Linked DNA regions of Mus musculus: region 1 is linked to region 2. Evidence: chromatin contacts called from ENCODE Hi-C or POLR2A ChIA-PET data. All regions are on one chromosome and are shown on one strand. The core of a region is the stretch at or near the end of the contact, and the rest is flanking DNA. Distances in the headings are between cores, read along the strand shown.

The links. Hi-C counts contacts between places; a loop is a spot of excess contacts on that map. ChIA-PET counts read pairs that join two places held with the same protein, here RNA polymerase II (POLR2A).
Region 1: a loop to region 2 is called in a map of heart, with 4 times the contacts of the local background. The contact joins the promoter of Vps33b here to the promoter of Gdpgp1 in region 2. A Hi-C loop is called at or near these places in 1 of 37 maps with a recorded cell type or tissue (heart). POLR2A ChIA-PET finds 5 or more read pairs at or near these places in 5 of 5 experiments (Patski and embryonic stem cell).

The regions. Positions count from the first base shown.
Region 1 is chr7:80,268,116-80,271,079 of GRCm38, forward strand. It overlaps Vps33b (vacuolar protein sorting 33B), which reads left to right and starts at 1,540. Exons shown (of 23, transcript NM_178070.4): 1 at 1,540-1,964. The coding sequence starts at 1,869.
Region 2 is chr7:80,231,367-80,234,549 of GRCm38, forward strand. It overlaps Gdpgp1 (GDP-D-glucose phosphorylase 1), which reads left to right and starts at 1,527. Exons shown (of 2, transcript NM_178752.3): 1 at 1,527-1,839. It overlaps Cib1 (calcium and integrin binding 1 (calmyrin)), which reads right to left and starts at 1,439. Exons shown (of 7, transcript NM_011870.5): 1 at 1,144-1,439; 2 at 978-1,012. The coding sequence starts at 1,194.

The DNA.
Region 1 (2,964 bases), core at 290-2,789, 37 kb after region 2:
TGAAAAGACACCAGAATTCCAAATGTCACACACAAACTATCTGCAGCTGGCAAAGTCATGCCCTTGCCAGAGCACAAGGCAAATCATGGTTGATGCGAACCATCTGAAGCAGCCTCATATCCCACACCTGGGATTAGAACGAAAACGTGTTCTTATATTTCCATTAAAAAAAAAAAACCAAAATTCCAAAATTTTTACTATACCTGGCCTCAATATATTTCCTATACCTTAAGTCTCACCTCTCACATCTTTTCCTCTTTGCTAGTTATTTTTAGAAGCTGGGTCATTTGTCCCAGGTGAGTTTCTGCTTTGAGGGAGTGGGAGTTGGGGAGGCAGGGAAGGGGTTGGCCAGAGGTTGGGGTGGAGTCCTTGCTAGCTCTCCAGCTAACCTTTTGAGTCAGGGTTTTCTGATGAACCCAGAGCCAGGTGATTAGGTTAGTCTAGCTAGACAGCTTGCCTGAGGGATCCCCAGCCTCTGACTTTGGAGTGCTGAAGTTACTGAGCTGATGTCACACCCCCTTAGCATGTTTGTGGGTGCTGGGGATCCAAACTCTAGTCTCCACCCTTTCATTCACTGAGCTGTACCCCAGCTTCCCTCAACTTTCTGTGGAGACCAGAGTAGCCGAGAACTCCTGATCCCTCTCTCTGCTTCGAAGGGTTGGGTTTACAGACACCCACCAAGATGACAGACTGCCTTTGTTTTCTTTCTTTTTTAAACAACAAAGTATTATACCTCACCCTTTCTCCCATTATTTCATTTATTGATTTCCCCAGTCAGCTCCTATCTGCAATAGACAGCATGGCCTACATATTGTGACCTTGTTTCATAAACAAATTCTATGTAAACAACACTATATAGATGTGTTTCTGTGTTTTTGCTTGTTTTTGATTTTTGTTTTGGTTTTTCTAGACAGGGTTTCTCTGTGTGGTCCTGGTAGTCCAGGAGCGCACTCTGTAGGACAGGCTGGCCTCAAACTTAGAGATTCACCTTCCTCTGCCTCCCAATGGCTGGGATTAAAGGCGTGCACCACTACCAGCTGACTACTTCTGTATTTTGCCTCTTTAATTTGTACAGTTGTTTTGTAGCATGATTGTGCCACAAGCTTATTCATTTCTTCCATAATGGCCATTAACAAATCGAACTCCAATAGCCAAGGGTTACAGCTGGCAAGCCTTAACTTTCATAGTCTAACACATTCATTCCTCTTTACACTGCTCGCTTACCTTCTATTACCAGGAAGCTAAGGACTGAATAGTTGGAGACTAAATTAACAGCTGAGACTCCAGCAATCAGCGCTCTGTAGACTAGGTTTCTCTCTCTCTCTCTCTCTCTCTCTCTCACACACACACACACACACACACACACTGTGCTCTGCAGACTAGGTTTCAAACACACACACCGCTCACATTCACACAAAGTAAACCTGTGAAAAGATTCACTCCCGTTTTCAAATGTCCCTTCCCGGCCGCCGTCCCCTTCTAGTGCTCTAATCGCTAACTGGGAGACCCGGACTTCCGGGATGTCTAGGAAGTGGCTTTTCTCTGGGTAGGAGGCGGGGTTCCCCGGCACGCTGCCGAGTGTGCGGATGTCGTTGGGAATCCTGCTGACAGGCTGAGTGGACTCGGGCGGGACCAGTGACTATAGGTCTCCAAGGAGAGTCGCCTGAGCCTGTGGCCGTCCGTCCGGGAGGTGGTCGGTCATTCATCCGTCGAGTACGGCAGAGGAGCGAGGGCCCCTTGGGGGTCCTGGGATCCAGAGCCCAGGCAAGCGGGGTACCAGCCTGCAGTAACACCTTGGGCTGTCGCCGGCCTTTGCAGAACAGGGAGAATTCTGCTGCTCTCACACGGTGGCTCAGGTGACCGCTGCCATGGCTTTTCCCCATCGGCTGGACGCCCCTGAGCTTCCCGACTTCTCTATGCTCAAGAGGCTGGCTCGGGACCAGCTCATCTATCTGCTAGAACAGGTCAGTGCCTGCCGTGGCCGGCGCCTTTACTGCGTCAACAGTGTGGCCCTCAATGTGACTTCTTCCTTGCTGAGTCCCTTGGTTTTTTTTCTTTGAGCTTCTGAGACAGATCCAAAATGGGGCGGTCAACAGGAAAAACCAGAGTAGTAACAGTTGCTTGAGACCTGGCCAGAGAATAAATGGAAATTGCCAGCCTCTGTGCAAATGAAAAAGACACACTTGTGCCAGGCATCACTGGAGATGGAAATACAGTTGAAATACCTCTGTCACTAGTTACATTCCAGGAGATGCCCTATGAAATAATGACCCCTAAAGGGTGCTGGATGGTAAGTGAATTCTAGACTTCCGGAAAAGTTTAGAATAAACAACAGCTGGGGCGATCTAAGAGTTTCCTGAGATCTAGAGTTTGAAGAATAGACATGCTTTCTCTGGAGCAGGAACATCGTGCACATTCAGGCAGTTGGGCTGCTAGATGGGAAGCCTAGCAGGGAAGGACCGGTGCATGAGCAGAGGAAAGAGCTAACAGAAGTTACACTGTAGGTTGGAAATAAAGTTCAGTGGTTAGACAATTGCCCAGGCAGGGTTCTCGGTTTCATCCATTGTTCCCCATGGGAAAGAAAGGGTGGTCGTACACACCTTTAATCCCAGTGCATTCATTCCTTCACAGGCAGAGGCAGGCAGATCTCTGAGTTTGAGGCCAGCCTGATCTACAGAGTGAGTTCCAGGACAGCCAGGGCTACATAGAAAAACCCTGTCTTGAAAAACAAACAAACAACAAAAATCAAACCCAAACAAACAAATTACACAGCAGGCTGAAGACCCACACCCATTTGTAGTGTGAAGCAATGTTTGCCATAGTGGTTTGTAACGAAGAGCAATTGGACAGCAGGCTAGTTCAGAGAATACTGATTAAAGTAGTAAAAGCTTACAAAAAACTGATGGCAGTAGAAAGGAGAGAAATGATGGGGTTTGGTTGTTGGTTTTGTTTCTTTAGGTCGTA
Region 2 (3,183 bases), core at 277-2,776:
GGTAACTTGTCAGAAGATCACCTTTCATGAGACTAGAGCTGAGACAATGAAGGAGAGACTCCATCTTGCCCAGGACTGCTGCTTAATTTTACATACCCTTGCCCTTTATTTAAATATAAACCTCACATCAGCTGGACATGAAGATTGACTTAAAGATGGGGGGAGGAGCGGTCATGTCCATTCTTAGCTTTTTTTTTTTCCCAGTATGGCCACATTGGATACATTTCGTTTCTCTGCTTTTCAATATTGTCCCTTTCCTTGGCCTACTGAGGACAGGTAGCACAGCCTAGCTGGTTAGGACTGCCTGTGTGGGCCAAGTACCTGGACTCTAACATTACAGTAACAAAAACACATGTTACCTCCACTCCAGAGACTCCTCTCAGCCACCACCTCTTTCCCAGTAGAATTTCATTGTGGGGCTAGGAACCTAACTCAAGCGCTCTGGCCAGCAAATCACTTATAGTGTGCTTTATAGTCAAGTTCTCAGAACTCTCTGAACCTGATTCCTTGATCTGTAACCTCCTCCTGAAGTAATGTGTGGATCACTCAGGAGCTACTGGGCAGAGTAAGGGTTCAGTAAACGTTAACGGTTACTGAATTAAACAGGTAAAGTTGGGATTGGAGCGAGCCACGTACAAGACCTCTTGGTTTTGCCAGAGGGCAAAGTCCGCAAAGAGTCACAGCAGTTCCTTTTAGAAGCGAGCAGGAAGCTCGGCAGTGAGGAGGCTAGAGGAGCTCAAACAGTTCAACTTTTCCTGGATACACAGAAGTGTTTGCGTGGTGCAAAGGTGAGGCTCTGGAGCGGGTGGGACTTGCACTCTGAGCCTCCGACTCCAGATCCAGTGATCCTGACATCCCAGAAGCACAGCCCCACCCTCGGAGGTGAGACGTCCAATCCGTATCCCGCGAGAAAAGTACCCGCAAAGCCCTCCCCTGGCAATCCCGAGTTGGAGGACCGGGGTCAGGGCAGCACTCACAGGAGGATCTCCTGCTTGGTCAGGAACGTCAGGTCCTGAAAGGCAAATCCAGACAAGGGTCTGCAAGCCGCCCGAAAGCCACGGCCGCCCCGCCACCTGTTCCCCGAACCCCACTCCCCTGCGCGGGCTCGCACGCGAGCTCCGCGAGAACTGGCGCCCCGCGCACCTGGTACTCGGCCAGCAGCTCCTTAGACAGGCGACTGCCCGAACCTCCCATCGCCGCGGTGCGCGCACAGCTAGGCCAACTCTCCCCGGGACGCCGGCAACTTTCTCACTTCCGTCCTCGGGGCCGCGTCCCCGCCCAGTCCCCGTAGCAACCGCTGCCTGGCCTCCGCCCCCGGGCCCGCCCCTGCCTACAGTGCCCCGCCACCCTTAGCGCCGCTCAGCGGGCCGGCTCCCGGCTCCCCGCGGGCCCAGGAGAGCTGGAGGGAGGGCCCGGGGAGGAGCCGGACGCATCGGGGCGGGGCCCAGGCCTCGTGGCCCCGCCTTCTAGTGGGCGGGGCGGAACGAGCCATGCGCACGTGATGCAGACTGCGCCTGCGTCGCGGTCTTCACGCGTTTGCTGAGTTCCGGGACCCGTCTGTGCACTGAGCCTTGAGATGCATCCGCCTCACCTAAATCAAGTGCAGAAGACCCCAGCTCTGGGTGGAGGCGGGTAACCTCCATACTCGCTCCCGGGCTGGAGGAGATCCGGTGCCCCTCTGCGGATAGGGTCAGTCCTAGACTGTCTCACGGGACAAGAGCTGCAGCCTCTGCCACCGTGCCAATTCTTCCAGAAGAAGCTTAGCTTCCTCTTGAAGTGGCTCTTGAAGGTGTTTACTGGATTGTGCAGTTATCGCCCATTCGTGGAACAGTTAGCAAGGTAGGCTTCCATTTTACAAACAGGTTCAATTTCAGTGATGTGTCCGGACTCCGGTATTTAGAGGTCAGTTCTGTCCACAGGTCCCTCCTGCTGTTTTATCGTCACAGCTGGGGTGCCTCCTTTGATTCCTCCCACAAATTGCGAGCTTCCAGCTGTAGGAACCAAGATTTGCCCTTCTCTCCTCTCAAATAATAATCAGATGCAAGTATGAACATATTTACACTGTGTGAAAAAGTGAAGATTCCAAGCTTCCGGAGGAGGAAATGTGGATTTTGTGATCTGGGTGGTCAACTTGGTTGGATCTGGAGTCAAGGAGAAGGGAAACAGCTTGACACTCCTGTGAGGGATTTTCTTTTTTCTTTTTTTTTTTTTTTTTTGCTTCGTCACCTGGCACAACAGGGCCAAGTCAATTACAATTTATTTGAGAATATTTTAACTTCGTACTGGACTGGTATTCATTCCTAGAGAAGTCTGGTCCTTCATCCGGCCAGTCCAGCTAGATGTTCCATACCCTCTGGGTAGGAGACTGTAAACCTTGCTTCTCATGCTTCTTTCTCTCTGCTCCTTCTTTAGCCTCCAGGAGAGGTGCAGGCTCTACCGCAAAGCCCAGGGGCTATGGCTTGCTTTCCTGGTCCACTCAGGGTCTTACCTCATAGAAACCCCTGAGCAGAGGGATTTTCTTGATCAGTTTATTTGAAGTGCGAAAATCTACTGCGGCAGTGCGCTCAGGTGGCAACCCGTACCAAACGGAAACGGAAGATGGCTTTTGGCCTGTTTGCCTTGGCTTGCTGATAAGTCTCTATCCTGTACCTGCCACTAAGGATTTCCTTTAATGACATTAGAATCATAGTGTTCCAGCTGCCAACTCAGATTGAAGACCAACAGCTCTCTAGGAACCCAGCACCGGCTTGGGACTGCAGAGATGCATCCTTGGGGACAGCTGCCGCTGTTGATCAGCCCAGACAATACTGAGTAAACCAATTTAATAAATCCCCTCTTAGTAAATATTCATCAGTTCTGCTCCTCGAGAGCAGTAATTCTCACCTTCCTAATGCTGGGACCCTTTAATTCAGTTCTTCACATTGTGGTGACCCCCAGCCATAAAATTATTTTTGTTGCTACTTCATAACTGTAATTTTGCTACTGTTATGAATCATTATATAAATATCTGTGTTTTTCAATGGTCTTCGGTAACCCCTGTAAAAGGGACAGGACTCACAGATTGAGAAACGCTGTACTAGAGTAAGCTAATACAGATTCATTCCCCCCGCCCCTCCCCCCAAATCAAGGTTATTTAAAAAAAAAAAAAATATATATATATATATATATATATATATATATATA